Linked DNA regions of Homo sapiens: region 2 is linked to region 1. The links are chromatin loops, found by intact Hi-C in ENCODE. Cell type or tissue: natural killer cell. All regions are shown on one strand. Links, peaks and the distances in the headings refer to the core of each region. The heading gives the core; the rest is flanking DNA. Region 1 has its middle 22 kb from the start of HEATR6-DT. Region 2 overlaps RPS6KB1 (ribosomal protein S6 kinase B1).

The links. Peaks named below come from ENCODE experiments on the same cell type or tissue, not always from the same donor. Only the 100,000 strongest peaks of a DNase experiment are listed, where the experiment ranks them.
Region 2: it touches region 1 in a loop (4-fold over the local background); 3 of 110 quality-filtered maps call a loop at or near these places.

What each region holds. Positions count from the first base shown.
Region 1 is chr17:60,092,744-60,109,262 of GRCh38, forward strand. It overlaps the pseudogene LOC653653. Among named protein-coding and RNA genes, the nearest start is that of HEATR6-DT, 22 kb to the left of the region's middle. In natural killer cell, for the core only: no CTCF peak of the experiment used is centred there; a DNase peak (open chromatin) is centred at 10,018; H3K27me3 peaks cover 352 bases.
Region 2 is chr17:59,909,981-59,926,499 of GRCh38, forward strand. It overlaps RPS6KB1 (ribosomal protein S6 kinase B1), which reads left to right. Exons shown (of 15, transcript NM_003161.4): 2 at 582-631; 3 at 2,704-2,824; 4 at 4,655-4,723; 5 at 16,455-16,519. It also overlaps the pseudogene RPS29P21. Among named protein-coding and RNA genes, the nearest start is that of RPS6KB1, 25 kb to the left of the region's middle. In natural killer cell, for the core only: CTCF peaks have their summits at 4,468 (motif pointing right) and 4,670; a DNase peak (open chromatin) is centred at 4,481.

The DNA of each region.
Region 1 (16,519 bases), core at 5,617-13,616:
ACCCCCTTCTGATCCCCTAGCTGACTGACAGATTCATGAGAACTACTGGGGGAACCCGCCCCCAGTATTTCAGCGTTGGTTCTTTCTATTTTCCATAAGTATCAGCCGGCTGAGAAATAATGAGAAAGAGTACAAAGAGAGGAATTTTACAGCAGGGCTGCTGGGGGTGACATCACATATCGGTAGGACCGTGATGCCTGCCCAAGCCTCAAAACCAGCAAGTTTTTATTAAGGATTTCAAAAGGGGAGGGGATGTATGAACAGGGAGCAGGTACAAAGATCACATGCTTTAAAGGGCAAAAAGCAGAACAAAGATCACATGCTTCTGAGAAAACAGGACAAGGGCAAAAGCAGAACTCCTGATAAGGGTCTATGTTCAGCGGTGCTTATATTGTCTTGATAAACATCTTAAACAACAGAAAACAGGGTTCAAGAGCAGAGAACTGGTCTGACCATAAATTTACCAGGGCCGGGTTTTTCCCCACCCTAATAAGCCTGAGGGTACTGCAGGAGACCAGGGTGTATTTCAGTCCTTAACTCAACCGCATAGGACAGACATTCCCAGAGCAGCCCTTTATAGACCTCCCCCCAGGAATGCATTCCTTTCCCAGAGTATTAATATTAATATCCCTTGCTAGGAAAAGAATTTAGCGATATCCTTCCTACTTGCATGTCCATTTATAGGCTCTCTGTAAGAAGAAAAATATGGCTCTTTTTGCCCAATCCCACAGGCAGTCAGACCTTATGGTTGTCTTCCCTTGTTCCCTAAAAATCGCTGTTATTCTATTCTTTTTCAAGGTGTACTGATTTCATATTGTTCAAACACACGTTTTACAATCAATTTGTACAGTTAACACAATTATCACAGTGGTCCTGAGGTGACGTACATCCTCAGCTTACGAAGATAACAGGATTAAGAGATTAAAGTAAGACAGGCATAAGAAATTATAAAAGTATTATTTGGGAACTGATAAATGTCCATGAAATCTTCACAATTTATGTTCCTCTGCCACAGCTCCAGCCGGTCCCTCCGTTTGGGGTTCCTGACTTTCTGCAACAGAGAACAATTGTTATTTCAAGCCACTGAGCTTTGGGACAATTTACTTTTGTTGCAGCAGCTAATTAAGACAATGCAGATTCTCATTGGAGAATCTAATGATTCAAAAGTCAGTTAGAATGGCTGACATTGACAAGTCAGCCTAACCTCTTTCTTCTACCAACACCATCACTACCACCACTGCTGCCGCCCTCCACTGTACTCCTAAAGAGAGTGGCTACTTTTGGGGATTCTTAATTTCTTGAAGTCACTGTGTGAAGGCCAAAGCAACTCCATGTTGTAATCTGCCATGTTGCCTTCAGATTAACCTCTGCTCTGGGAAGGCCATTAAAATTTCCAGTTTGTGGCCGGGCGCCGTGGCTCATGCCTGTAATCCCAGCACTTTGGGAGGCCGAGATGGGCAAATCGCAGGGTCAGGAGATCAAGATCATCCTGGCTAACATGGTGAAACCCTGTCTCTACTAAAAATACAAAAAAATTAGCTGGGCATGGTGGCAGACGCCTGTAGTCCCAGCTATGCGGGAGGCTGAGGCAGGAGAATGGCGTAAGAGAATCTGGGAGGCAGAGCTTTCAGTGAGCCGAGATCATGCCACTGCACTCCAGCCTGGGCGACAGAGCGAGACTCCATCTCAAAAAATAAATAAAATTTCTAGTTTGTCTGTTATTCCTTGTGTAACAGCACATACTTACTGTAAATTCTGCTCTTAGGTCAAAACAACTTTGGTGTTATCATACTTTAATTGTTCTACACATCACTTCTGAATCATGTATGCCCTTTTCCTGTGGTATATCAGCCCTGGGTCTGTGGGGTAATGGTGCAGGGATCCACCATCTCATCTCTCCACCACCAGAGACACAGACATGGCTTCTGTTTGTAGGTCCCTATTAAATGTTACCTTCTAAGAGATAGGATTTGTCAGCCTCTTTCTTCAGCCTCTCAGCTTCCTTGTACTTTGGGGGTAGGTTTGCATAGACCTGCCTGCCATGGAACAATTATAAATTTTTTTCTGAAAAAATGGCAGTGTTATAGTTGTGGAATACTATAGTCATGTTACATTTAGGAAGTGCCAGCCCATGGTGTATTTCAGATGTAATTTCATTCCTTCCTATTGGCTGGTGAGGCCGGAAGACTTTGGGGTGACATCATTGTGCACTTTGTTGGCATAGAAGAAGGTAATATTTGTGAGTCTTGGGGTTTCAGCATGAAACTGAGAAAGGGAAGTTCAGTGAAGAGGAGAAAAAGGGTAGAGTGGACACTTTTTTTTTGGAGTTGGACCAGCCTGAAGTAAGTAAAGATTTCTGGGCCACCAATGACTGTCCATTGCACAGATCCAAGCATACCAGTCAGAAAGCAGCCACTTCCCAGGGAGCATCATGTAGATTTTAGACTCCAAGGATACCACAAGCCACTATCAGGTGAGAGGTGCAATTGTTACAACCCAGCATAGAGGTCCCCTCTTTATTTCTCAAAGTTTTGGGAGAACCCAAGACCCATAGCCTTTATTTTAGGGACTGTTTAATCATCTTGGCAGAGAAAGAGACTACGTAATTGACTCAGGTCATTTGAGATCTTAGCATTAACCAAGATCCTGTAACACAGGCAGATTTAGCCCTTTTGTTTCTATTTCTATATTTAATATAAATTTATATTAAATTCTTGCAAAAATTTAGCTTTTGGCTAAAGTCAGCTTTTGGCCACAGCTGTTGATCAGCAGGGAAACAGAAGGAGAGGCCTCTGATGTCAGTAAGGGATTTTCACACTTAGCAAGCAACTCTTGTGGCCAGTTGCACAAAAGCAGAGTTGTAGTGAGATATCCAATTCCCATTAGAGAAATAAGGGAGCTGGAACTCAGAGAACATAAGTGATTTGCTCACAGTCAAGGCTTGTGAGTGGCTGTGCTGGGACTGGAGTCAGGCGAACATGGCCCTGAGGTCCATATTGAATAGAAACCTTCTCTATGATTCCTCAACAGACACACATACCCATGCTGTTTCAGGTCCACTCTCAGGTTGCTTCTGCTGGGGCCTTATGTGCCTGAGGGCAGAAACTCATAATCATTTGAGGACCCACAAGGTGTTGCAGTCCAGCATGACCATTTCAGACTCCAGCATGATATTTCAAACCATATAGGGTAGCATCCTACCCTATATGATTCCTAGCTGGGGCCCCCATCACCAGGGAAATGGTGCTGGTTCTCACCCAGAAATAGATAAAGAGGAAGTGTCTCTGCTGAATAAGAACAGGTATGCATGCCTATCCCGACTCCCTGCTCCCTGAATGAAGCAGGGCCTCCTGGCATCGCTTGATGTTTGTGATGCTATCCCCGGTTGCATTGGCAGCAGCCAACACCAGGGTTTTCCAGTGGCTGAGGTCCAACACGTGGTTAATGTCATTGCCTTTTCCTCCCTTCCTTGGGATCAGGGGAATAAATGTCTCTTACTTAGAACTGTTCCACACAGACTTAGAGTGACAGAGAAGTAATTTAACCTATTAAAGGCCATTTTGAGCAAAAACCACCTTGTGTCACTGAAGCTGTAGAACTGAGCCACAGGAGGAAACTGTTAAAGTCGCAGGGTCAAGGACAAGGTACCTATGTTATCCCGATGGCATAGAAGCACAGCCTGAGTCTCTTCTTTGGCTGAGCCAAGGGCGTGCTGGAGAGGCCTGAGAGAAGAAGGAACGGCCCTTCTGACCAGTGCCCTTTTGGTTCACAAGGAACGTCTCCTCTTGTTTAAGTGATTTGGCTGAGCTTGCTACTTCTGCTTTGAGAGTCAAATATCAGGATCAAGACTTTAATTATCCCCAATTTACAGATGATGAAACCATATTGGGCAGGAAAGAAAGTCACCGCAGGAGAGCGAGTTGGACCTGGGCACTGGCTGAGGACAAAGGGGAATGATAATTTGGGATGTAGCTTGTTAAGGGGCCTCCCAAGTGTTCTTGTGATCCAGGTGTGGAGAGGATAGAGCAGAATGGTTGCCAGGGAGATGCAGGTAGGGTGCACTGCAAGAGTGGGAGAAATTAAAGAGAACATGCAACAAAGCCTTGGGACAGCGGGAGGGGGATGGACCACCCTGTTTTGTGCTACGAGAGAAGAGAGCAAGAAAAGGAATCTGTGTTAAATCCCGACAGCCTGCAGGAGAAGCAAATGCCCTTCCTTTTGTTCATCAGCAGTGAGACTGGCATCCCTGTAGCTTTGGGAAACTGGCCAGTGTGGATGCCAGCTCCCTCCAGCGGGCCTGACTGGGAGACCTTGGGCTGGGGTTCTGGTCTGGGGCTCCTAGGCCTGATGGGAGGAGAGTTCAGCCCAGGTTTCCTGTGCTTCAGCTCGTATCCAGATGATGGTAACTATTGAAATGAGAGACTCAAAAGAAGCTGGAAACTGCATTTTTTGTTGTCCCATGTGGACACCTGTGTTCAGTTCCTAGTTCTACCTCTTGCTGTCTGTGTGTTCTTAGGTAACTGACTTAAACCTTTCTGAGTCTCATTTTCTTCATTTATGAAATAAAAGACATAACACTTATGTCAGATATTGTCCTGAGGATTAAATGGGAGAATGAGCAAGACTCTTCTGCATTCCCCTTGCGTCCAGTGGGTGGAGGCCAGAGAAGCTGCTAAACATCCTGCCAGGTGCAGGACAGCCCCCATCACAAAGAATTGACTGGATCCTGATGTCAGTAAGGCAGAATTGAGGATCCTTGGTGTGGGGGAAAAAGAATAAACTCGGAAGCTTGGCAGATCTCAATTCAAACCCTGGTTGTACCACCTCTAGCTGAGTGACCTTAGGCAGGTCTATGAACTCTCTGAGACTTGGCCTCCTCATCGATAAAATGAGGGAGATAAAACTACCAAGCTCACCAGAAATAACCCCATGCATATATGGTCAACTAATCTTTGACAAGGTCATCAAGGATACACAATGTAGATTCTTTTATTCCTTTACTTTCTTAATAGGCTTCCTTTCACTCTACTTTTACAAAAAAGAATACACAATGTAGAAAGGAAACTCTCTTCAATGAATGGTGTTGGGGAAAGTTCCTGCAAAAGAATGAAATTGCACACTTGTTTTACATCATATACAAAAAATTAGCTCAAAATGGATTAAAGATTTAAATGTAATATCTGAAACCATATAACTCCTAGAAGGAAACATAGGGAAAATATCTTCTTGACATTGGTCTTGGCAATAATATTTTTTTGCCATAACACCAAAGCACAGGCAACAAAAGCAAAAATAAATAAATGGGACTATATCAAACTTAAAACGTTTTACATAGCAAAGGAAACAATGACAAAATGAAAAGGCAACCTATGGAATGGAAGAAAATATTTGCAATCCATATATTTGATAAGGGGTTAATTATATAAGGAATTCACACAACTCAATAGCAAAAATTAATAAATACATAAATAACCCAATTAAAAATAGGTAATGGACCTGAATGGACTTTTTTTTCCCCAAGGAAGACATACAAATGGCCAGCCAGCATATGCAAAGGTGCTCAATGTCACTAATCATCAAAGAAATGCAAATCGAAACCGCAATGAGATATTGCCACATAGGATAGGACAGCTATTCTAAAAAAGAGAAGAGATAACAAGTGTTGGTGAAAGTGTGGAGAAAAGAGAACCCTTGTACACTGTTGGTTGGAATGTAAAGTGGTATAACCTTTATGGAAAACAGTATGGAAGTGCCTCAAAAAATTAGAAGTGAAAGTACCATACAATTCAGCAATCCCACTTCAGGATATATACTCCCCAGAATGGAATTAGAATCTTGAAGAGAGATCTGTGCCCCATGTTTATTGCAGCATTATTCACAATAGCTAAGATATGGAAACATCCTAAGTGCCCATCAACAGATGAATGGATAAATAATATGTATATAAACCATGGACTATTAGCCATTAAAAAGAAGAAACTCCTGTCATGGATAAACCTGGAGGATATTATGCTGAGTGAAATAAGCCAGACACAGAAAGACAAGTTTTGTATGATCTCACTTCTATGTGGAATCTAAGATAGTGAAATGCATAAAAACAGATAGTAGAATGGTGGTTGCCAAGGGCTGGGGGTGGGGAAAATGGGAAGCTATTAATCAAAGGCTATAAACTTTCAGTTGTAAGATGAACAAATGCTGGAGATTTAATGTACAGCATAGGTGATAATGGATGTAATAAATTTGTGATAATTAGTACACAATATATACATATATGAAATCATCATGTTGTATGCATTAAATATATACAATCCTTGTCAACTAAATTTTTTTTAATTTAAATGCCTAGGTCATAAGAATTCTGAGAATTAAATACAATAACATATATGAATGGGCCTGCTATACAGAAGGTGCTAAATAGGTTTGTTTTGTTTTGTTTTATTTCAACTCTGGCAGATGTAGACTTATTGGGAAAGAATGTAGAATACCCTTGTGCACAAGGATTATCTATATGATGACTAAATATCCTGCATACATGCCATGTCATTTCTTTTTTTTTTATATGCAATACTTTTATTTTAGACATGCAAGGAAAGCTATTTCAGAATCTACTAATTTAAAGCAAGCAGCTGTATACAGACAGCAAAAGAAGCAACATTTTGTTACAGCTTAGCACAAGGCATCCAACGCAAACAGACATGAGACAATGCATATTTATGTAGCATTAAAACCAGATGAATAATATATTATGGGGCAGGAGGAGGAAAGGAGGGGAAAAATAGAAATGAAAGACCAATGTTTCTCAATGCTTCCAATATATAATGCTAAATTTCCCACCTGATAGCACATCCAGGTGCTTCAAATGTAGTGCATTACAGTGAGAATGTTAAGAATGGAAAATCTTATCTGTGTACCTGCCTAATACTAAGTTTGGTCAAAACACATTTTCATAGATCTTCTTTCAGTGGTAAATCGATTTGAACATCTTGTGAAGTTATTGTTTAATAACTTACTTAACTTAGGCTTTATGCTGTCTATATATAAACAATGAATTCTTTTCCTTTTATAAAAAAATATGCTGCATGTTTTATTAAAAGAATATGCAATAGTTACCAATATTAAAGGTTTTAAAATTCAGAAATATAATGCCACAGTTAACAAAGTATTAAGTATTTAAATGAGGACTTAATATATTAGAATGCCATCACTAGTAAAATATAAGTATTTAGGTATTAAAACTGAATGAATATTAGAATTTTTGAACTATATAAACTCAGCATTAATGCTTTGAAAGAGTTATTATTCAGCAACAGATACTGCAGAACAGACTTCAGACATAGCTCTCTAATAAGTTCTTAAAGGGATTGTTTGATATTATTATATAGCACAAATGTGATTCAATAAATGTGGCACTACAAAATTTCTTAATACTGAATGTTTTAACCTTAAATATTATATAATGGTACAAATTAATTTTAGTTTCTTGTAATATTTTCACATATACTTTTATGTGATACATTAGAACACATTAGCTCATACAGATTGTAAGATAATCACACAAAATAGTTTCTTTTTTTAACCTCAATATTTGAAGACCAAACCACACTATATATTATGGCACTGCTTATTTTGACCTAGCACTTCAGCTATATTTTCTTTGGTAAACATTTTAATGATTGTCATGTTTTCCTCTTATAAGATAAATCACAGATGGTTCATTAATAATATGTATATGTTTAAGATTTAATATTACTCAAAACACTTCTAGGTCATATTTTATCAAGATGAGATTAAATCAGTTGCAGAGAGGAATGAGCTGTATCAAGATCACATATAGAATGAAAATACAGAAAAGTTTGGAATGTGAACAGGAAAAAAATACAATCATAAAAGTACTAGTTCTAAAATGTTCTACTATTATTATACAAGACAATAAATCACCATGCTGAGGATATTTTCTTTCATATGTATATCAGCATTCTATTTCCTCTGTGAAATTCTGCATACTCGATGAGTAGTCATTTAGTACACAGGGACATTAAAATATTCATGACGTGGCTACAAAAGAAATGCATATATTCTTACACACAGTATACAAACTGACACAGACACAATCAGATTTCTAGAACATTTAGTTCACAGTAAAGATAACTAAAACTTAAGTTTCTGTTTGCTTTCCTTCTTTGGTTTAAGGCTGAATATTTAACTTCTAAACAATGCCCAAGACTTTAGATTCATTTTTTTCTAACTTTACTACATACAGTGTTCAAAATGATGACAGACATCCTCCAGAAATTTTACAAAATCCTAAAACACTATATTTACTACTAATATTATGAAAAGATTTTCAGTGTAAGTCATCTGGTCAATACTGAGTTGACCAAAAATTCAATTAGAATATTTCCCTTCCACCAGTGTTTAAATTCATTAGTACATTTGTATTACATAAACTAAAGAAACTAGAGAAAAATCTTTCCCAAAAAAACTGGAAAAGTAGTCACTCATCTGGTATTTTAAGTAGCAATGAAGGTTTTTAACTGTTTACTTATACCTACAAAAGCAAAAAATCCAAAGAATTTGACTGAGACTGAGGATATTACTTTTTTAAAAATCCTCAAGACAGATTTTAACAAACTCTCCAGATTTGAGTGTCTACAGAAGGACTTCTAGGGGCTCCGAGAGTTCCCTGAAATTAGAAACAAAATGATGTACAAATTTTCCTGGGGTGACGGCCCATCATCTTTCGGACTCTCAAAGGGATTATATCCCCACCAGAAAGCAAGTTTAAAATTGCTTATTTGAGTGTCTTTAAAGTATCCTCATTTTAATATTTATTCAATTTGAAACTTTGAAATATTGAACTACAAAATCATGTAAACTGTTCCAAGAAAAATATCTAACAAATCCCTAAACTTACACAACCATTAATTACAAACGTATCTGAGGACAAAAGCCAGTTACATTTTAATCCTCAAAGAATTCCTAAATATTTTAAAGAGATAGCTGCCCTTTTCCCCCAACTCAGAATATAGTGGAATGAAGCAGCAAGTTAAAATCATATTAGTAAGAAATTAAACTCCCAACTACTTCATTTTCTCACAGAAGCTCTCATTTTCATAGGGAAATTCTTCTGTATCAATGGCATTAGTGATTCACAGTATTTAATGAATGCTTTTTTGTCAATGAACCTCTGAAGCTATTTCCATATTCTGTGTAAAAAATAAATTATAAGCCCCAATAATGGATCATTATCCAAGCAAAATTCCCTATGAAAATACCAGTTTAATGAAGTAATTGGGACTATCCCTTGGGATTTAATGTAATTAGACTTTTCAGGTAATGCTAAAATATAAATAACAAACTTGACAGAATTGTCATTACAAACTGAATGTATATACCCTACTACATTTCGATGCGTGTCAGTACTCCAGCAGGTATTCTAGTACGCTTTCTTAAACCCAGTGAAACTCTTGCTGTGATACATAGTCTCTGTTTTCTCCTGCAGTAGATCGGCCTGCTCAATTGCTTTAAGGACATTTTTCTTGGATGTTTCCTGAACTTCCCCTCCCAAAAGAAACTCATCCAAAATAAAATAAGCCTTCTCAAAATTAAAGATGATATCTAGTTCACAGACACTGCCGAAATACTTGTCAAGTAATTCCACATAACGATGAATTATTTCCAGGGTAATTAGTTCATTGTCCTGATCCTCAATAGCACAGCAAAAATACAGACTAGCATATCTTTTGTAAACAATCTTCAGATCTCGCCACTCAAGGAAGCTGCACATTTTAGGTTTCCGTGCTAAAACGGTCTGAACAAGTTCTCTTGTGATCTTTTTCTTCTCTTTGTCCGATAGTGGGACATACCATTTTTGCAGTCGAAGCTTTCCCTGACGACTAAAAAGCAACATAAACTGCATGGCGGCCGCGGGCCGCGGGCGCGGCGGAGCTTGGCCGGTGGCGGCGGAGCTTGGCCGGCGGCGGCGGCAAAGGGGAAGCCCCTGTCGCCGTGCTGAGGAAGAGAAGCCGTGGTGCTGTGGGGAAGGGCCATGCCATGTCATTTCTATTTCTCATTCCATGGGTAATAAAAGCAGAACCAGCCTTCTGGTGGTCACAAAACATTTTGACATGAGAAAGGCTCATGATGAGCAATCTGGGAATGTACATCCCAGAGCATGCATGCCCTTTGACCCACAGCTACCATGATGTCATGTCTAGTAATTAGTCCTAAGGAGATCATCAGAGATATGTAAAGAAATTTCATTCTAACAGCATCCTCTGTAGTGTTATACATCAGGGGCTGGCAAACCATGTCGGGAAGAACACAGTCATGCCCATTCATTTACAAATTGTGTATGGCTTCTTTCCCTGCAACAGCAGAGTTGAGTGTTGCAACAGAAACCTATGGCCTGCAGAGTTTAAAATATCTACTCTTTGGCCTTTTTTTTTTTTTTTCTTTTGTGACAGAGTCTTGCTCTGTCGCCCAGGCTGGAGTGCAGTGGTGCGATCTTGGCTCACTGCAACCTCTGCCTCCCGGGTTCACGCCATTCTCCTGCCTCAGCCTCCCGAGTAGCTGGGACTACAGGTGTCCGCCGCCACACTCACCACACCCAGCTAATTTTTTGTGTTTTTAGTAGAGACAGGGTTTCACCGTGTTAGCCAGCATGGTCTGGATCTCCTGACCTCGTGATCTGCCCGCCTTGGCCTCCCAAAATGCTGGGATTACAGGCGTGAGCCACTGCGCCCGGCCTACTCTTTGGCCTTTTATGGAAAAAAGTTGCTGACTCCTGGTGAATATATTAAGAAAAAGTTGGAAAAACCTAAATCTTCAAGAGTGGAGAATTAGAAAGTAAGACACGTTGTATATAAGACAGATAGTGTGTGTGTGCATTTATTTGTAAATACATTGTTTGGAAGTAATGTTGTCAACATATGTTGCAGGTCTTAAAAATTGTTCAATATATAGTGTTAATCAACAAACAGGCAAATTATAAAATGTAGACAGAATGTGATTGTGCATTTTGTGCATACACCAACAGAAGAGGGTGCTAAGAAGCCTGTGGACCAACATGCTAAGTGTGGCTCTTTTGATGGTGGTATTATGGGATTTTAAAAATCCTCTTGGTTTTGTATAGATTCTGACCTTCCTGTAATGAGTGTGAATAAATATGTGTTTCTTTATAAATGTAAAAATAACTTTATCTTCCCAGTTCTCATAATTGAAAATGTTGGAACAAATGGTCCTGGGACAGATCTTTCCTTTGAGAAGGGCAGAGGAGGGGATTCAGCTGGGTTTCTGTTGCATTTCTAGTAACACACAGTTGTGAAAGGCCAGTGTTGGCCATTCCCCAGGACAGACTGGGGTAGAGGAGGTCAGGATTTAATTACTTGAGGGACCAGGGAATGGACGTGGCCACAGTCCTTCCTGACTCGCTGTTTTCCCTTCCACAGTCCCTGTCTTCTCCTCACTGATGCACATAGATGCCTGACCAGAGGAGAGATTTAGTTTTCATCCGAGGATTATTTGTTATGTTGCAGTTCTGAAATTCCCATAATGTTTAAACTAGAACACAAGTGATTTCATTATCTCTAATGTGTACGGCTTGATAGAAATATATTCCATTATGTATCACCTTAAATCCAGATAAAACATAAGGAATTTCTATTCCATGTTTGTATGATCAGTGCTAATAATATAAAAAGTCTAAAAAATAGCTATTTCCTATATTACAGTATGAAATAAATATGCTGAATGATTTGTTTTGGGGGGTGGAAAGGTGTAAGACTGAGGAGGGTGCCTGTGGGGAACAGTGATAGGAATCCTTTCTTAAGGGTTGGGTTTTACATATGTCTTTTAAAATAGATGATATCATTAATAAATTATCTGTGGGCATCATGAAAAAAGTGGATAATGTACAACTTTTATGAGCTTGACAGTTGGTGAAACGCTTTTCTGTTTAAAATTTTATTTGACCCTCCCCAAAAGAAATGTTTATTCATGAGTATTAGGGTAGTTCCAGTAGTAATGCCTCAAAAGAACCAGGAGGTATAGTGTTGTCTAAAATGTGGACTCAGGAGCCAGACTGCCTGGCTGTGCAACTAGCCTTGTCACTTCCTAGATATGTGGCAAGTTAATTAACTCCTCAGTGTTCTTATCTGTAGAATGGGGATAATCATAATATACATCTCAGGGTTATATTAAAAATTGAAAAAGTTAATTTTGTAAAGCATTTAGAATGATATCTGACAAATAAGTGTGTTTATAAAAGCAAACCCTATAAAAGTGTTTACTCATTAAATACAATAATCTGAAGCCATTAGTGATTTAAACACTTGTGGCTGACTTGATAATATTTATGAAAATAAATACTGTATTTATAATCTTTGACCTGGTTTTACTCCTAGGAGTTTATTGTACAGTAAACATTTTCACAGGCAGACAAAAATATTACTATAAAATCATGTTTATTACATCTATCTGTGCAAAAGGAAAAAACATTAGGCAAATAAAATGACAATCAAAAGTGGTATTAGTTAAATGAATTATAGTAAATCCGCTGATTAGTAATCATATAATCCAAAAAGAAGTAGGCATATTTATGTGATGTGGGAAGATCCACAACTAATGTTAAATGGTAAAACATATAAAATGTTATGCCCAATAAAATACTTTCTGTGAGAGAATATGTTAATTTATTCAAGTGGCACCAATGTGGAGGGTTTATGCTAATTTCATTATACCTCACAGACAGACCTGGGCTCTCCCACTCATTATCTATGTGGCCTGGGATAAGTCATTTAACTGCTGTAAGCCTCAGCTTCTTCATCTGTCAGGCAGTGATACCCTGACTACTCTGCAGGGTAACTCTGAGATTTAAACGTGATCATCTCAGAATATGCCTGGCAAACAGTAGGAGCTCAGAACTTGATGTTTTTTCCTACAGCAACTGCATGTCTTTTGGGGATAGCACTTAATGCATGAGGTTGGTAAATCCTTATATACATAAAATATTGTGAAAACATAAGTACGTGCTACCATTTTTTCAAACCTCTTTTTTTTTTTTTTTTTCCTGAGACAGAGTCTCACTCTGTTGCCCAGGCTGGAGTGCAGTGGCACCATCTCAGCTCAGCTCACTGCACCCTCCAACTCCCGGTTCAAGTGATTCCTGTGCCTCAGCCTCCCGAGTAGCTGGGATTACAGGCATGTGCCATCATGCCAGGCTAATTTTTTTTTTGTATTTTTAATAAAGATGGGGTTTTGCCATGTTGGCCAAGCTGGTCTCCAGCTCCTGGCCTCAGGTGATCCTCCTGTCTGAGCCTCCCAAAGTGCTGGGTCAAACCTCTTATATCCAGTAAAACAGCCTCACTGGGTCAATGGATATCATGTGGTTGCCTAACATTTTTACTTTATAAAAGGTCCTCATGAGGCCATTCGAAAGTATGAATCAAAACGCTTTAAGATGAACAGGGCCATAAGTTTGTATGAGGCTTCTCAGTGGACCTCCAGATGAAGACCAAAGTAATTACAATTTCACATTTCATTTGTGAACATGGCCAGCAGCTACGTTCATACATGAAACAGGACAATGACAACAGCACCAGGAATAGCTGCCCCTGGTCAGATGCCCTCATGAGCCCAGCTCCACAGGACAGGGCCACCAGGCCCTGCTTAGGGGAAAGCGGGGGCGGGTTTGTAGAGGAAGCCCAGCCAGCCAGCCAACCAGAGATGGGAAAAACCCATTGGGAAGAAGTTGCTTGCTCTAGCTGGACTTTGCAAAGAACAGGAAAAGATGAATCTGGACAGACAAATGGTCCTGAGTGGGGGAGCTTGGCCGTGAGCGTGACTCAGGATGTGGTCAGCAGCTGCCACACCAGGACACAAGATATGCAAAGATGCTGGGTGGTTGGTTCTTAAAGATTTTGTGCCTTGAGAAAACTAAAGGATGCAGACGTAGGCAGAAGGTGGCTCTTTAAAAGTGCTTCAGGCAAGGAGGCAGTATGGCATGGTAGAAAGTGGTCTGGTTTTTGAGTTGAAGAGACCAGCCTTGCCATTTATTTTTCAACAGATCACTTCACCTTCTGGGCCCTAATTTCCATGTCTGTGCAATGAGAATGACATTATACTTAAGATGTAACAGGAAATGAAAGCACAAGTATAAGATCTCCCCATACTTTCATCTCATCCACTCTAACCAGGGCTGACATGCATGATTTTCCAGGTTGTGCACTGAACAACTATGTCTGGTGGCCAGGATGAGTGGGACCATCATCCATCTCCAGTGTCATTTCTGAAGTGCTCCACCCTGGCACTGCCTACACCTAGAGGGAGGGACACTTTTCCTAAATAGGATACAGGTGCTGTCTGTTTACCCATGGGACTCTGTCTACTGGAAGGGGGCGTTTTTCTAATTCTCAAAGAAGCATCTTTTGAACTAGTGGTGGTCTTCATCCAGCCTGCCATGACTATCTGCATTCGAATGCAGGCTGTTTATACACACATTTCTCACCCTCTATAGAGTGGAGGCTATGGTTTTCCTGTCTGGAACCAACTACTCTTTAGTACAAATTGGGGACAATTGTAGGCATGAAAACCTAATGGGACTCTGTTTATTCTGGGAATAGGGTAGAGATGAATCCTGCCTGGGATGTGGGAAAGGAAGAAAGCCTTTGACTCATCCCTTTAAGAGAAGGGGCTTTTGGCAGTCTGGAGTCTTTATCTTTTCTGAGTTCCTGGCTGACACTGATGTTTTAAAGGCTAACACAATGTGGAAGTTCCAACTCCCAGGCTGACCATTAACTCCATCCCATGCCACAAGCACCCCAGGAAGCCAGGGTTGGAACCCAGAGTCAGGGAGAGGGGTGGCAGCCCAGGCTCGCAGGAGCCAGTTTCCTAAGCCTGGAGCATGTCAGGCAGAATCAGGCATAGCCTGTCCTGAGTGTGCTGGAGCTGGGCTGTCCTGGAGGTGAAGAATCATACACAGAAAGGAGCACCCGAGAAATGCCCTCAGGCTAGGAGGAGAAATCCACATGACTATTGTGGAAAGTGTGGGTTTTGGTGTAGAATTTTTACTCTTTGATGATTTGAGCACTTTTCATCACCATGGTGGGCCGAGGACCTGCCCCAGTCCCCAGATATTGCTCCAGACAATGAGTTCTGCAGCCTGCAGTTACTGTTTTCCCTCTTCAGCTGCTCTACTTGGGAGCCTGGCTCTGTTAGGAAGGTGCGGGCAACCCTGTTCCCCCGCCCTAGGATTGAACCAGGATGAAGACATATCCAGGAAAGCCGCTGTGGCCAGCCTGAGCGTAAGAGAGACTGCGACTCCCTGCCCAGTGGAAATACACTATACTGCAAGATGCCAAAATGAGCCACTTGAATCCTTTTTTTCGGGAAGTCAAAAGTACGGTGAGGCATGAGAAGAAGGATCTCCAGCTCCAAGTTGTTCTCCCTCTTGTGGCTGAACACACTGTTACCATATGCTTATGAAACCATTTGCATATGGTACAAGCCCATGTGGGAGAAATGAGAGCTCTGACAACTTCTACCTGTCTTCTGTCCTCTCCTGACAATGCATCTCCATCACTAATAGTGGCCTCTGGGTTTTACTTTCTTCTGTGCACAAAGAAAACAACTGGTGGCACCTGTACATAGAGAATTCCAGAGGCAGGAAACTCTCCTTACTTTTGGACAGTGCACAGCAAAGAGAATGTAGTTGGAAGTTCAGCCAACCTGGATTGCAAGCCACCTGGAGCAACATGGCCTTACATGAGTCACATGACTGCTGGGAGCAACTCTCTAAAAGAGAGTGGTGAAGAAACCTAGGTCATCAGAAGGTTAAATAGAATAACGTGTGTGACTGGGCAGAGCACACAGAAGGCACCAAATATGTGTTTTTTAGATTCTTTCCCAAATCTAGGAGGTGGAACTTAGCAATAAAATGCCTTAAAACCTAAAAAAAAGTTATAAAAGTGCATTCAAGGTCATGGAAAAATATACATTAGGTATAAAAAGGAAGGTTGTAAATGTATGTAAGATGTAACATAATAACTAGTTTGCACACACCCTTACAAAATAAAAGTTCTATAAGGATATGCACCAACCGATTTACTATGGCTAACTCTTCTAGGTTCTAGGCGCTCCGACAGGTTTCTGTTGCATTTCCCAGTGACCATGACCCCTAATCCCCTAAGCCCCTAAGCCTCCCTCTTTTCTGCTCACAGAGAACTGATGAGAGGAGAGACTCAGCTCAAAAGTGTTAAGTGAATGAAGTCATTTCTTAAAATATTGGGTTTATAGTTTCCTTTTTTTAAAAATAAAACAAACGATATAGTTTATAAGCTTTTTGCTAGAAAAATAATAAAATCTTATTTAAAAACATATACTGTTAACATTAATGAGATATTTTCCCACTTAAAATCTCATTTGATACTCCCATCAAATAAGATTTATTCTTTAGGATTTGAGTAATTCTGGGAATAAAGCCTTAATAAATCAGGAAGGACAACATAGTCATTAAGTGCCT
Region 2 (16,519 bases), core at 187-8,186, 190 kb before region 1:
CAGCCTGGGCAACAGAGCAAGACTCCATCTCAAAAAATATATATATATACACAAAAATTAGCCAAGCATGGTGGTACATGCCTATACTCCCAGCTACTCAGGAGGCTGAGGTAGGAGAAACACTGGAACCTGGGAGGCGGAGGTTGCAGTGAGCTGAGATGGCACCGCTGCACTCCAGTCTGGGTGACAGAGTGAGACTCCATCTCAAAAAAGAAAAAAAAAAAAAAAACCCGGGTGCCTATAGTCCCAGCTACTTGGAACGCTGAGGCAGAAGAATCACTTGAGGAGTTTAAGGCTCTGGTATGCTATGATCATACCCCTTCATAGCTATTGACTGCATTCCAGTCTGGGCAACATAGAAAGACCTCATCTCTATTTGTAAAATAATTTAGAGTGAAATTCCCATAGTGTTGTTTGTGTACTGTGTTTTGTTCATTACCATATTTGCCTGTTGTTGAAGTATAAGAGAATTGTTAGGCTGGTTTATTTCATTCATTCTCTTTCAGTTATGAGACAAAGAATTAAACCTTTAAATTTTATGTTTATTAGATTATTTCTGAAACTTTTAACATATTTTTCAGGGTCAGTTAAATGAAAGCATGGACCATGGGGGAGTTGGACCATATGAACTGTAAGTTTATATGAAGAGATTTTCATTGTGTTGTCTTTCTTACAAGTAGGTTTTATCAGTTCTATTTCGTAGCAATCATGTGATTCCTGTAACCTGTTCTTAAATATGTAGTCATATTTATCAACTCGATGTATTGAATTTGGCACCAAAATCTGATCAATATAACCTATCAGAGTTTTGAGATTATGTATGGATTTTGAGGAAAAGATATTAATTCAGATTCAGAGTACTAAATATGAATCTGAGTTGTTAGTTTAAAGAGCCACAGTTTTAATCTTTTCTTACAGAAAAATTTGTAGAAATGCCTCAAAAAGTCAAATGCTTTCTGTTTTGCTTAAATATACAAACAGAAATTCATACAGTCATTCAAACAGAAATTCATGCAATCCGGCTGGGCACAGTGGCTCACACCTGTAATCCCAGCAGTTTGGGAGGCCAAGGTGGGCGGGTCATTTGAGATCAGGAGTTCGAGACCAGCCTGGCCGACATGGCGAAACCCCGTCTCTTCTTAAAATTCAAAAATTAGCCGGGCGACATAGCGAGACTCCGTCTCAACAGCAACAACAAAAAAGAAATTCATGTAATCTTAAGTCATTTTAGACAAGCTCCATTAGGTGAGTATGGTGATTAATCTGCTCTGTATTGTACTCTCAAGTAAAAAGCATTAGTGTAGGAGGAGAATGAGAAGATAGATCACTCATGTAGAAAGCATTTAAATGACAGAGACAATTGCTACCCCTTTTGGATTCTTTATTTTTATTTTTTTGGAGATGGAGTCTCCCTCTGTCACCCAGGCTGGAGTGCAGTGGCACAATCTCGGCTCACCACAACCTCCACCTCCTGGGTTCAAGCGATTGTCCTGCCTCAGCCTCCCAAGTAGCTGGGACTACAGGAGCGCACCACCACACCTGGCTAATTTTTGTTGGGTTTTTTTTTTTTTTTTTTTTTTTTGAGACAAAGTCTCGCTCTTGTTCCCAGGCTGGAGTGTGATGGCATGATCTCGGCCCACTGCAACCTCTGCCTCCCAGGTTCAAGTGATTCTCCTGCCTCAGCCTCCTGAGTAGCTGGGATTATAGGTTCCTGCCACCACGCCCAGCTAATTTTTGTATTTTTAATAGAGACGGGGTTTCACCATGTTGGCTAGGCTGGAATTTTTGTATTTTTAGTGGAGACAGGGTTTTACCATGTTGGCCAGGCTGGTCTTGAACTCTCGACCTCAAGTGATCCGCCCACCTCAGCCTCCCAAAGTGCTGGGATTACAGGCATGAGCCACCACGCCCATTGGATTCTTTAAATCAAGCTAATAACTTGAAAAAACAGATACAGAGAAGAAGTTTTGTACTATGATGTGAACTAATTGGGTAGTTTTGGAAAGATCCCTGATTTTCTGCTGACATTGCCAAATGAGGTTGGATAATACCTAATTTCATAGATATTTTCAATGAAGTAAATTTGAATAACTGCAAGACTTTTTTTCTTTGTCAACTTAATGAACTTTTTCTAACTTACCTTAGCTTTGGGGTGCTTGATGCTTATGAAAATAAATAATTGTCTTCTTTTACTTTGTTGCACTCCTAAGAGCAAGATGGGTCACCAGCAGCTGTATTGGAGTCACCCATGAAAATTCAATCAGGGTTCTTGCTCTTGTTGTGTCTGCTCAAACTGGCAAGGTCTGATCCAGAAATACGGCCTCAATATGTGCGCCAGTGTTTCTATCAGTAAACGAAGGATATAGATTTCATTAAGTTGGACTAAGTGATCTTACTTGAATGGATTATCCAAGGCATCTACCCAATGAAAAACCATAGTACCCCTTTATGCATAAAATAAACAATTATAAAAATAAGTAAATAATTGATTGCCCATTCTATGAACAAGGAGGCAAACGATTATCAGGCCACCCTCCTCTTGACCTGCTGTTCTGTTTGTTTAGAGCACAAATAATTTGGTGTCATGTACTTTTTTACTTTTACTTACTTAGATTACATTTCTCTGTCTCCTTTTTCTTGACTATATGCTGAAAGTAATTTAACTTTTTGCAAATTTATTTTTGGTTTTGCTTTTCTTCCCAGTGGCATGGAACATTGTGAGAAATTTGAAATCTCAGAAACTAGTGTGAACAGAGGGCCAGAAAAAATCAGACCAGAATGTTTTGAGCTACTTCGGGTACTTGGTAAAGGGGGCTATGGAAAGGTAGGCAATATTTTTGAAATGAGAGCTGTTGTCTGTCTTGAATAGATTGATTTTTATGCCCTGGTTCCAGCAGTCATCTTCAGTCTTTGTCAGCTATCAGCAAAGGATGTGATCATGACCACTTAGCTGGTATGTTTGAGGGATGTACAGAAGTTCAGTTTTCCCTTCTTTTCATACCACCACACATGTAAAAGCCTGGCACATAATAGGTACTCAGTCAAGGTTCATAGAATACATAAATAGACAACTGTACCAGGCAAAGTCTATTATTAAAGGGTTCATTCTTTACTTTGGTTAAATGGTATCCTCTTTAAAAATAAAGCCCTCCTTGCTTACAAGAGACATGGCAGTCTGAGTTGTTATCTGTTACTGAGACCTTAATCTCAACTGGTTTTCTGGAGCAATAGAATTGGGGAAGCTGAAGGAATATAAAAAGGGGGAAGAAAACTATTTAGTTTCACAGTTTTGCCCAAGGCTTTACAACTTAAGACGTCACTTTTATGAGTTCTGCCCACAAAACTTTTTACCAAACTATTCTCTTATCAAAATAATTTAGATAATAACTTGGTTAGTATTAAGTTTTAAGAATTATTTTTGCTATTGTGTAGTGTTAATTTTTGCAAAGCAGACATTTGTAGCCTATTCTTATGCTTAAGAACACATTGTAATTTCTAATCATCCTGAATGTGCAACACATGCACTTTGAATCTCACATGTTTTAGGTGTTGCATGAAAATGTTTATAGTTGTCTTTCAGTATGGGGGAGGGGTAAGGGAGAACTGATTCCAAGACCTTTGCAGATAACAAAATCTGCCGACGCTCAAGTGCCTTATATAAAATGGCATAGTATTTGCATATAAGCTACACACATCCTCCCATATGCTTAATTTTTTATTTTATTTTTTATGATTTTTGAGACAGAGTCTCGTTCTTTCCCGCAGGCTGGAGTGCAGTGGCACGATCTCAGCTCACTGCAACCTCTGCCTTCCAGATTCAAGCGATTCTCCTGCCTCAGTCTCCCGAGTAGCTGGGATTACAGGTGTGCGCCACCACATCCGGCTAATTTTTGTATTTTTAGTAGAGATGGGGTTTCACCATGTTGGCCAGGCTGGTCTTGAACTCCTGACCTCAGGTGATCCACCCGAGTTGGCCTCCCAAAGTGCCGGGTTTACAGTTGTGAGCCACCTCACCTGGCCATATTTGTGTTATTTTTTATTGTTTGTATTGTTTATTGTTTTTTCCCCCAAATATTTTCATTCTGCGGTTGGTTGAATCCACGGCTGCTGAACCTGTAGATTCAGAGGGCCAAGTATTAGTACAAACTATTTTAAGTAATAGGTAAACAGTAATTTCCTGCCAACTATTTTTAAATAGTTTTATGTGAAGCAAGGGCAGTGGCAAGCAACCTTGAAAGAAATTTATGAAATATTTTATAATTTTTACTGCCAACTATTTTTAAATAGTTTTATGTGAAGCAAGGGCAGTGGCAAGCAACCTTGAAAGAAATTTATGAAATATTTTATAATTTTTAAGGTGGTATTATGCCTCTGGGAACACTGTTTATAGCTTGTTCTAAGTAGGATTTTATATATTAATATAAAGTAACAGTGTTTATTATTAGATGGTCATTGTCCAACATTACCACCAGATGGCAGCAGAACAAACAGGAAAGTCATGATCATTAATGTGGTCTGTTCTTTTAGCTGATCATTTTTGCACATAGTTTTTATAATATAAACTGCTGTGGCATATGTTTCTTATAACTAGGAATTAAGGGAGTATGCCTGACATAGTTTGCCTTTGAATAACACACACTTTTTTTTAATCCAGGTTTTTCAAGTACGAAAAGTAACAGGAGCAAATACTGGGAAAATATTTGCCATGAAGGTGCTTAAAAAGGTGATTTCCACTCCCCCTTTTTAGTCCTCACACACCATATTTTTACACTTGATCTCAGCCAAAAGGCTGGGAAGCAATCATATCATATTTTTAATTGTTGTAACATTTTGGCCTAAAATTTGCAGTCAAAAAAATGTATCTCAAGCCAGGTACAGTGGTGCACACCTGTGGTCCCAGCTACTTGGGAGACTGAGTCAGGAGGATTGCTTGAACTTAGGAGTTCAAGGGTAGCCTGAGCAATGTAGTAAGACCCAGTCTCTTACAGAAAAAATGTATTTATTTTCTTTTCTTTTTTTTTTTTTTGAGACGTAGTCGCGCTCTGTCGCCCAGGCTGGAGTGCGGTGGTGCGATGTCGGCTCACTGCAACCTCCACCTCCCGGGTTCAGGTAATTCTCCTGCCTCAGCCTCCCGAGTAGCTGGGACTACAGGTGCATGCTGCCACGCCCAGCTACTTTTTTGTATTTTTGATAGAAACGGGGTTTCACCATATTGGCCAGGATGGTCTTGATCTCCTGACCTCAGTGATCCACCTGCCTCGGCATCCCAAAGTGCAGGGATTACAGGCATGAGCCACCGCACCCGGCAAAAAATGTATTTCTAACACAGTTGCAATACTTTTTAGAATGTGAGGTATGTTTCATTACTGTTATTCCTATTTTTATTTCTGCTTGGTGAGTGTGGAAAAGAGAGCTCTTGCAATTCTTTGCTGAGGTAACTCTTCACTGTTTCTGATCTCCTTATTTCTAAGTAATAAGCATGTACTGCCATCTCTTTTTTTTTGAGATGAACTCTCACTCTGTTGTCCAGGCTGGAGTGCAGTTGTACAATCTCAGCTCACTGCAACCTCTGTCTCCCAGGTTCAAGTGATTCTCCTGCCCTAGCCTCCCTAATAGCTGGGATTACAGGCGCCTACCACCACGCCTGGCTAATTTTTGGATTTTTAGTGTAGACGGGGTTTCACCATATTGGCCAGGCTGGTCTCGAACTCCTGACCTCAGGTGATCCATCTGCCTCGGCCTCCCAAACTGCTGGGATTACAGGCACGAGCCACTGCGCCTGGCCTACTGCTATCTTTTTTTTTTTTTTTTTTTTTTTTATTGTGACAGAGTTTTGCTCTTGTTGCCCAGGCTGGAGTGCAGTGGAGTGATCTCGGCTCACCACAACCTCCGCCTCCCAGGTTCAAGTGATTCTCCTGCCTCAGCCTCCCTAGTAGCTGGGATTACAGGCATGTGCCACCACGCCCGGCTAATTTTGTATTTTTAGTAGAGATGGGGTTTCTCCATGTTGGTTAGGCTGGTCTCGAACTCAGGTGATCTGCCCGCCTTGGCCTCCCAAAGTGCTGGGATTACAGGCATGAGCCACCATGCCCAGCCAACTGCTATCTTTTTAATTCAGCAGTTTTCAATTTTTTTTTTTAGACGGAGCCTCACTCTGTTGCCCAGGCTGGAGTGCAGTGGCGTGATCTCAGCTCACTGCAACCTCCACCTCCCAGGTTAAAGCGATTCCTCTGCTTCAGCTTCCTGAGTGTCTGGGATTACAGGCGCCCACCACCACACCCGGCTAATTTTTGTATTTTTAGTAGAGATGCGGTTTCGCCATATTGGCATGCTGGTGTCGAACTCCTGACCTCGGGGGATCGGCCCGCCTTGACCTCCCAAAGTGTTGGGATTACAGGCGTGAGCCACCGAGCCTGGCAGTATTAACTTTCTTTTATGCGAGTTAAGGATTTGTTTCTTGTTTACTTCACCCTCCTTTATCCTCATCCTCTCATTTTGTTTTGCTTTCTTTGAATCTACTATTGTCCTCTGATGTCTTCCAACAACTTTGTAAAACACCTTTCAGTCTAATGTTCTTTGATCAGGCTTATAAGATAATCTATCAGTTCCATTTATTTCCCAGAGGCATATCTTAGGAACTTTCTATCCACCTGTTCCCATCTGGAGTGGTAGCTCTTTAGTCACAACTGTTATGACTGGACTCTTTCTTCACCACAACCCTGGAATCCTCTTGGCTCCTTCAGTGTTGGATCTTTTGTTTCCTGGATCCCATATCTTCATTTTTTCCCTTTTTCTTAGTTTATGTCCTTGTTTTGGTGACACTATACTAGTGGCTCCCTCAGACAAGGTATATAAAGATACATTTATAATAAAAATATATCCATATTGCATATTTGAGAATTTCTTTACATTTTTATTTACTTGATTGTTTATGTTATTGGAGTTGAAAATTATTTTCACTTAGAATTTTGCTCAGTTTTCTTCTATTCTTGAGAGTTTCTGTTGAAGTGCTTTGGCATTCTGATTCCCAGTCGTTTACACATGGCCTATTTTTTCTGTGGAAATATTTAAGATTTTCTCTTTATTTCTGATCTAAGTTTTTATAGTGATGTGTGTTGCTTTGACTTTGATTATTATTTTTATTTAGTTAGTTTTTGAGATAGGGTCTCGCCCTGTCACCTAGACAGGAGTGCGGTGACACAATTATAGCTCAGTGCAACCTCAAATTCCTGGGCTCAAGCTATCCTCCCACCTCAGTCTCCTGAGTAGCTGGGACCACAGACACGCACCACCAGGCCTGGCTAATAAAAAAAAATGTAGAGATGGGCACTCACCATGTTGCCCAGGCTGGTGTTGAACTCCTGGGCTCAAGTGATCCACCCGCCTCGGCCACCCAAAGTGCTGGGATTGGATTACAGGTATGGCCCACTGCGCCCGGCCTATTTAATTAAATTAATTAATTTATTTATTTTTAAGAGACAGGGTCTCACTCTGTTTCCCAGGCTGGAGTGTGGTGGTGTGATCATACTTCACTGTAACCTGTAACTCCTGGGCTCAAGCGATCCTCCTGCCACAACTTCTGAGTAGCTAGGACTGCAGATGCATGCCACCACGCCCAGTTCATTTTTAAAATGTTTCGTAGAGACAAGGTCTTCCTGTGTTTCCCCGGCTGGCCTGGAACTCCTGGCCTCAAGCAGTTGTTCTGTTTTGGCTCCCAAAGTGTTGGGATTACAGGCATGTGCCACTGTGCCCAGCCTATTTTTATTCTTTTAATCTTAAAGCTTTAGTCTTTCAGTTCTAGGAAATTTTCTTATGTGATTTATTTGGTAATTTCCTTCCCACTGTTTTCTCTTCTTGGAATTGCAATTAGTTGGATGTTGGATCTCCTGGACCGATCATCTAATTTTTCTTATCTTTTCCACGTTTCCATTTCTTTGTCTTGTTTACTTTCTTCTACTCAATTTTTTTTTGAGATGGAGTTTTGCTCTTGTTGCCCAGGCTGGAGTGCAATGGCGCAATCTTGGCTCACCGCAACCTCCGCCTCCTGGGTTCAAGCGATTCCCCTGCCTCAGCCTCCCGAGTAGCTGGGATTACAGGCATGTGCCACCATGCCCGGCTAATTTTGTATTTTTAGAAGAGACAGGGTTCCTCCATGTTGGTCAGGCTGGTTTCGAACTCCTGACTTAGGTGATCCGCCCGCCTTGGCCTCCTGAAGTGCTGGGATTACAGGCGTAAGCCACTGTGCCCAGCCATTTGACTAAATTTTTTTTTAAAGCTGTTGTATTTGTGATTCTCCAGAATTCTTTCTGTTGTTTTTGTTTTATAGCAACCTGTTTAATGAGTATAATATCTTCTCTTACCCCTCTGAGAGTTTTATTTTTTTTTAATGTTTATTATTATTTTTTTGAGACAAGAGTCTCACTCTGTCGTGCAGGTTTGAGTGCAGTGGTGCGATCTTGGCTCACTGCAACCCCTGCCTCCTGCGTTCAAGCGATTCTCCTGCCTCAGCCTCCTGAGTAGCTGGGATTACAGGTGCCCGCTACCACACCTGGCTAATTTTTGTATTTTTAGCAGATATCGGGTTTCATCATGTTGGCCAGACTGGTCTTGAACTCCTGACCTCAGGCAAAACGTCCACCTCGGCATCCCAAAGTGCTGGGATTACAGGTGTGAGCCACCACGCCCAGCCTCTCTGAGAGTTTAATTATAATTATTTGAAATGTTCTTTTGTTTTACGCATGTTCTTTTTTGACTTTCTGTTTTCTTTGACTTTGATTTAGTCAGTTTTAGTCACTTTGTTCCATGTTAGAGGCCTTCTTTAGATGTCTGGTGTCATTCACTGATTATTCTTTTTTTTTTTTTTTTTTTTGAGTTGGAGTCTTGCTCTGTCGTCTAGGCTGGAGTGCAGTGGCACAGTCTCGGCTCACTGCAATTTCCACCTCCTGGGTTCAAGCGATTCTTGTGCCTCAGCCACCCAAGTAGCTGGGATAACAGGCATGTGCCACCCTGCCTGGCTAATTTTTGCATTTTTAGTAGTGACAGGGTTTCGCCATGTTGTCAGCCTGATCTCGAACTCCTGACCTCAAGTGATCTGTCCACCTAGGCCTCAATAACCCATCCACTGCGCCTGGCCTGATTATTCATATTTAAGAGTAGAACTCTGAAAAGCTGATCAGAAGTTCTGTGTGTGTAAGCTTCTCTGCAGGGTAGTCAAGTGGTTAGCTGGCACTTGATCAACAACTTCAAATAATAGTGTCTGTAGGGCTGGGTGTGGTGGCTCACGCCTGTAATCCCAGCACTTTCGGAGGCTGAGGCAGGTTGATCACCTGAGGTCAGGAGTTCAAAACCAGCCTGGCCAGCTGGTTTGGGGGCGCTGAGGCAGGAGAATCGCTTGAGCCTGGGAGGTGGAGGTTGCAGTGAGCCAAGATTGCACCATTGTGCTCTAGCTTGGACAACAAGAGCGAGACTCCATCTCAAATAAATAAATAAGTAAATATTGTCTGTAGATCTTTTTTTTTCTGGGGAGGATCAGTTGGTGCTAAGAAAGTTCTGCCATTCATTTGCCTGGAAAAAGCATTCTGGAGCTGAGTGAGAGAAGATGGAGATCTTACCTCTCAACACGCGGACTTTCACTAAACTCGAGTTTTTACATTAGTACTTTACTCTGTGGATCTAATCTTTCACTTTTTTTTTTTGTCCCGGGGAATTTAACTCTCCTAGGGTTAGTTCTTCGACTTAGTATGGAGATGGGAGCCTTTTTGGTCTGTCTGTTCCTTACACAGACTTGTAGATGATCTCCCTGTTTTTAGCACTCCACCTTCTGCCTTCTACAGTCTTCAGTTCCTTTAATTTTTTCCCTTCCTTCTAATTTTTCCTCTAATGTTTGAACCTTGCTGGGGTTCTATAGATAGATTCAACTTCTTTTGTGTATTCCCCTTTGCAGGCACTTAGGTTTGATCTTACCCCACTCTGCTACATCATGGACCATTGCTTTATCCCCACTCTGTCTTTTCAGGTGTGGGATTCCACATGTCTTCTAGTTTTACTGATGGATTATGTGTGTGTTTGTTTTCTTATTCTTGTTTGGGATTGATTACTGAAAAGATTCCACTGTCTTTTTTTTTTTTCCTGGGTTCAAGTGATTCTTCTGCCTCAACCTCCTGAGTAGCTGGGATTACAGGTGCCCGCCACCACACCCAGCTAATTTTTGTATTTTTAGTAGAGACAGGGCTTTGCCATGTTGGCCAGGCTGGTCTCGAACTCCTGACCGCAGGTGATCCACCCTTCTTGGCCTCCCAAAGTGCTAGGATTACAGGCATGAGTCACTGCGCCCGGCCTCCACTGTCTTAAAACAAAAGTTCCAGTGGAGAACTACTTTAAAGACAATCAAAGTGACTTTTTAAAAAAATTATAAGACTTGTAAAACTTTGGTCCTTCTTGCTGATTTTTATTTAAGCAGTATAAATGACTCCTCAGTTTGAAAGCTGAGGAACAAATACTGTGACCACAATTTTATTGGTAATTGTCTTTAAAAAGCCATCTAGCTATTCTTCACATCAGTTTCTTCTTCAGTGGGTTGACATTGATATCAGCTATTTGACTTTCCTGTTGGAATTGTTTTAGATTAATGATTTTTTAATCTGTAAAACATGTTAGGTATAGAATTGAAGGCAGCATAATAGTGCTTGTCCCAGAAATGTGAAAAGAAGTACTGGTCAAGATTTCTTCTTTTATTTGAAACAGAGTCTCACTACATCACCCAGGCTGGAGTGCAGTGGAGCGTTCTCAGCTCACTGCAACCTTTGCCTCTTGGGTTCCAGTGATTCTAGGGCCTCAGCCTCCCAAATAGCTGGGACTACAGGTGTGTACCACCACGCCTGGCTAATTTTTGTACTTTTGGTAGAGACAGGGTTTCACCATGTTGGCCAGGCTGGTCTCAAACTCCTGACCTCAAGTGACCGCCCACCTCAGCCCCCTAAAGTGCTGGAATTATGGGCGTGAGCCACTGCGCCCAGCCTCTGGTCAAGATTCTTAACTGATTCATTCCTTGTGATGTGTTATTTATGTCGGATAATCAGGCCTGACCATATTAGGCATAATTAGATCTTGGGTGAAGTATGTTTTTGGCACAGGTATCTAGTGAAAAAAAGAGTGCTTGTTTTTTTTCCCCACTCATGGTGGGTGGGGTGGTATATTGGGAAATCCATAGACTTAATTACTGCTAAGTGTCAGGCCTCATTCTGGGGCCCAGGGATCCAGGACCTAAGCTGTTTGCCTCTGCTTTTGCTTGGTTGCCATTGTTTCCCATTCTTGGGGTTCTTTTCTTAATCCTGGCTAGAGGATCTGATACTGTCTCCTTCCTTGTCCTTGAAAGCAAGCTCATAGCAAAAATAATGAAAATAAAGATGTCATTAGGGTTAAGTTCAGGGCTTTCATTTCTAAATCCCCAAGTAAGATGACTATAGGCTCCCTTTGAGTTCCTTCCTTCTGATTTTAATTATCCTGGAGGCAGAGTACTAACCCCTCTGACCTGAGTGTGTGGTAAGTGTATACCTCTTCCCCCAGACTTTAAGATGAAATCAGAGTAGAACCAGGTATCCCCTTAAGTGAGTTGTTTCAATCTGGACATTCTGTCTGGATTTATTAGTTCTCCTGGGACTGTTTACTTCTTATAGGAATGGTACCATTCAGGTATTTGCTTAGAGTGGAATAGTGAGGAAAAGACTATCAACAGCCATCACCCGACCCTACCAGTTGCAGCAAAAATATACCATGGAAGCAAAATACTATTGCCTACGGCATTAGTTCACCTCCCACTGTACATTTTAGAACCTTTGGCCAAAGGTGTTCTCCACCTCTGAAATATTGCGGTTTCATAGAACAATAACTTTCTCACTTTTGACTTACTTGATTCCTACAATGCCTGTTTTTTGGCCCTAAGCCCTTTAGTTAATAAATTTTAGTTAATAAATTTTCCTCATGTACAATTTGAGAGTTAACTGCAGATTTCATAGCACTTCACCCCTAATTTCATCTATACATCTCCTAAGAATAAGGGCATTTTTTTTTTTTTTTTTTGAGAAGCAGTCTCACTCTGTTGCCCAGGCTGGAGTGCAGTGGTGCAATTTTGGCTCACTGCAACCTCCACCTCCTGGGTTCAAGCGATTCTCCTGCCTCAGCCCCACAAGTAGCTGGGATTACAGGTGCCTCCTACCACGCCTGCCTAATTTTTGTAATTGTAGTAGAGACGAGGTTTCACCATGTTGGCCAGGCTGGTCTCAAACTCCTGACCTCAGGTGAGCCGCTCTCCTCGGCCTCCCAAAGTGTTGAGATTACAGACTTGAGCCTCCGTTCCCGGCCTCTTTTTCCTTTTGTAGTTAACAAGTGATCTGTGGAATGATAGAAACGGTGTGAATATTCTGTCCTATAATAATCTTTACTTAATGGTTTTATCTGGATTGTTTCTTGCCCAAATATTACTGTACTGTAGTGATTATAAAATGGAGACTTTTCTATTTTTTCTGTATTTTTTCTATATTGTCATTAGTCTGTAAAGATTTTTTTATACTCCTTTTTTTTTTTTTTTTTTTTTTTTTGAGATGAAGTCAGGCTGGAGTGCAGTGGTGTGATCTCAGCTCACTGCAGCTTCTGCCTCCCGGGTTCAAACTATCCTCCTGCCTCAGCCTCCAGAGTAGCTGAGACTACAGGCGTGCGCCATCGCGCCCAGCTAATTTTTTGTATTTTTAGTAGAGATGGGGTTTCACCATGTTGGCCAGGATGGTCTCGATCTCTTGACCCCGTGATCTAGCCACCTTGGCCTCCCAAAGTGCCAGGATTACAGACGTGAGCCACTGCGCCTGGCCCTATACTCTCTTTTAAAAAAATTTGTTTGTTTTTTTTTTTTGAGATGGAGGTTCACTCTGGTGCCCAGGCTGGAGTGCAACGATGTGGTCTTGGCTCACTGCAACCTCCATCTCCCAGGTTCGAGCAATTCTCCTGCCTCAGCCTCCTGAGTCGCTGGGATAGGTGCGTGCCACCATACCCAGCTGATTTTTGTATTTTTAGTAGAGATGGGGTTTCACTATGTTGGCCAGGCTGGTCTTGAACTCCTGACCTCATGATCTGCCCGCCTCAGCCTCCCAAAGTGCTGGGATGACAGGCATGAGCCACCGCACCTGGTCTTTTTTTTTTTTTGTGAGACAGGTTCTTCCTCTGTTGCCCAGGCTTGAGTGCAGTGGCATGATCATGGCTCACCACACCCTTGGACACCAGGCTGCCTCAGCTCACTGCAACCTCTGCCTCCCAGGTTCCAGTCATTCTCGTGCCTCAGCCTCTGGAGTAACGGGAGTATAGGTGTGTACTATCACACGTGGCTAATTCTTGTATTTTTAGTAGAGATGAGGTTTCTCCATGTGGGGCAGGCTGGTCTCAAACTCCTGGCCAACATGGTGATCCGCCTGCCTCGGTTTCCCAAAGTGCTTCATATTGTTAGCCCTAATTCTAGTCCAATTCCATAGCGTTCTTTTTTATTTTTATTTTTTTATTTTTGAGATGGAGTCTCGCTTTGTCCCCCAGGCTGGAATGCAGTGGTGTGATCTCGGCTCACTGCAGCCTCCACCTCCTGCGTTCAAGCAGTTTTCTGCCTCCGCCTCCTGAGTAGCTGGGATTACAGGTGCCTGCCACCACGCCCGGCTAATTTTTGTATTTTTAGTAGAGACGGGGTTTCATCATCTTGGCCAGGCTGGTCTTGAACTCCTGACCTTGTGATCTACCTGCCTCGGCCTCCCAAAGTGCTGGAATTACAGGTGTTAGCCACCGTGCCCGACCACATTCTTCTTTCAGTTCATATTTGGATATCCTTTTTTTCTACAGTGAGAAGAACTCTGGTAACAACATAAACGCACTCATTTGTTCAGTTGTACAATATGTGCATAATGAAAATTGTAATACCAATAGTATTTCCAGCTACAAACCTACTAAGTTTGATTTAATATTTCTTTGCAATTTTTTGTGTGCTTACATATAGGCCACTAAGGGTGTGCAGTCTAAAATTACTTAAATATCTTTTTCTCGCTGGGTGCAGTGGCTCACACCTGTAATCCCAGCACTTTGGGAGGCCAAGGCGGGCGGATCATGAGCTCAGTTCGAAACCAGCCTGGCCAGCATGGTGAAACCCCATCTCTACTAAAAATACAAAAATTAGCCAGGTGTGGTGGCAGGTGCCTGTAGTCCCAGCTACTTGGGAGGCTGAGGCAGGAGAATCACTTGAACCTGGGAGGCGGAGGTTGCAGTGAGCTGAGACCATGCCACTGCACTCCAGCCTGGGTGACAGAGTGAGACTCTGTCTAGAAAAAAAAAATCTTTTTCTCCTATATCTTTTTTCTCTTTCTCTTTCTGTGGTAAAGTTATTGGTGTAATAGTCAATTAAATTTGTGTATTCCTATTGTATTCAGTTGTACTTCCTACCCCTCATCCTTGTTGATTTTATTTTATTTTTGGAACTCATTAAACATTAATATGGTTCAAAAAGAAAAATCTACATTTTATAATTACAGTAATATTTGATTTAGGGAAGAAAAAAATGGATGATAAAACCATTGGGGTTTTACTCAGAAGGTATTCTCAAAAGTCTTATTTCTTTTCCTTCCCTTCCATTATCATTAGCTTTTAGTTTATCTTAGTTGTCTTCATTTTTGCAGGCATAAGCAGATACATATTATATATATTCTCATTTCCCCTTTCTTGTACAAAAGATAGCATAGTATCCATGCTGCTGTACTTTTAAGTACTCTTTTGTATCTTGTTTTTATAGAAATTTTTCTTATTTTTATTTTATTTATTTATTTATTTATTTATTTATTTTTTTGAGACGGAGTCTCACTTTGTCACCCAGGCTGGAGTGCAGTGGCGTGATCTCGGCTCACTGCAAGCTCCGCCTCCCAGGTTCATGCCATTCTCCCGCCTCAGCCTCCCAAGTAGCTTGGACTACAGGCACCTGCCACCATGCCCGACTAATTTTTTTTTGTATTTTTAGTAGAGATGGCGTTTCACCGTGTTAGCCAGGATGGTCTTGATCTCCTAACCTCATTATCCGCCCTCCTCGGCCTCCCAAAGTGCTGGGATTACAGGCGTGAGCCACTGCGCCCGGCTGATTTTTCTTATTTTTATAGCTTTGTTACATGTTGTGTAGATTCCATAGGTTTTGGGCCAATATCCTATGTCTGAGCATTTAGGCTGTTTCTAGTGTTCCACTTTCACAGATAATGTTGCAACCAATTACCTGTGTATTTGCTTTCCATATTACTTATGGAGATGTACCATCAGGGTAACTTCCTGGAACTTATACCTGGCATGTCTAAAACAGGGCATCATTTTCCCAAAACTTTTTCACTTTCTTTTGCCAATATTGAATGGCACCATTATCTGTCCTATTACTTATGCAGAAATAAAGGTATCATCATTTCTTCTCATAACTAGTTTGTCAGCAAATGCAAATTATGTATTAGCCTTTCATTTTTTTCTATCTTCATTTTCTTATAGATCTTCTTAGTTGGTTTATTATACTAGCCTCCTAACTAGTCTCATTTCTTTCCTAATACTCCCTACTGCTACTAGATGTGTCTTTCATAAAGCCAAAGGTGTGTTCATTTCACCCAGACCTTCCTTTGCCCAGACGTTCCATTTCCTGGCCTTTGCCTACTTCTCTAGCCTAATCTCTAACCACTTCTAACCATACCAAACTACTTGTAGATTTCCCAGACGTATTCTGTCCTCTTTTGCACTGGAATGCCTTTTTTTTACCTTCTACATTTCTTTCTTTCTTTTTTGTCTTTTTTTTACCCTTTTTGTGGAGAATGGGGTCACGCTTGTTACCAGGCAGATCTCGAACTCCTGGGCTCAAGCGATCCTCCTGCCTCTGCCCACCTAAGTGCTGGGATTACAGACATGAGCCACCACGTCCAGGCCACATTTCATTTTAATAACTTTCAAGCGAGACTTTCTGCTAGGTCAGATGTGGTTCCCCTGTTTACCCTTACCATCCTGCACTTGCCTACATTGACTTGTCTTTTTTTCCCTGAGACTTTGGGCTCCTGTCGACTTTTAGACTCCTATGGACAGGGCATTCCTTCTATTCTGCTTTCTTGGCACAGCCTGGAGGATGGTAGACACTCAATAGTTTGTGAATATATGAATAAACTTGATCTGATTACAGATTTCTTTTTTAAAAAGTCTCTTTAGGTAATTCACTTACGTGTTCACTGCAAAAAATCCAAACTGCACAGAGGCATATATAAAGTGAATGTTTTCCATTACCCCATCTCAGTTTCTAGTGGGAACTATGGTTAATAGTTCAATATTGGCAGGAAAAACACAAAATAGATTTTAGAATAAAATAGATTATAGAATAAAAATGTTCACTATTTTGTTCTTATAGATGATCTCTTTTCCTTTAGGCAATGATAGTAAGAAATGCTAAAGATACAGCTCATACAAAAGCAGAACGGAATATTCTGGAGGA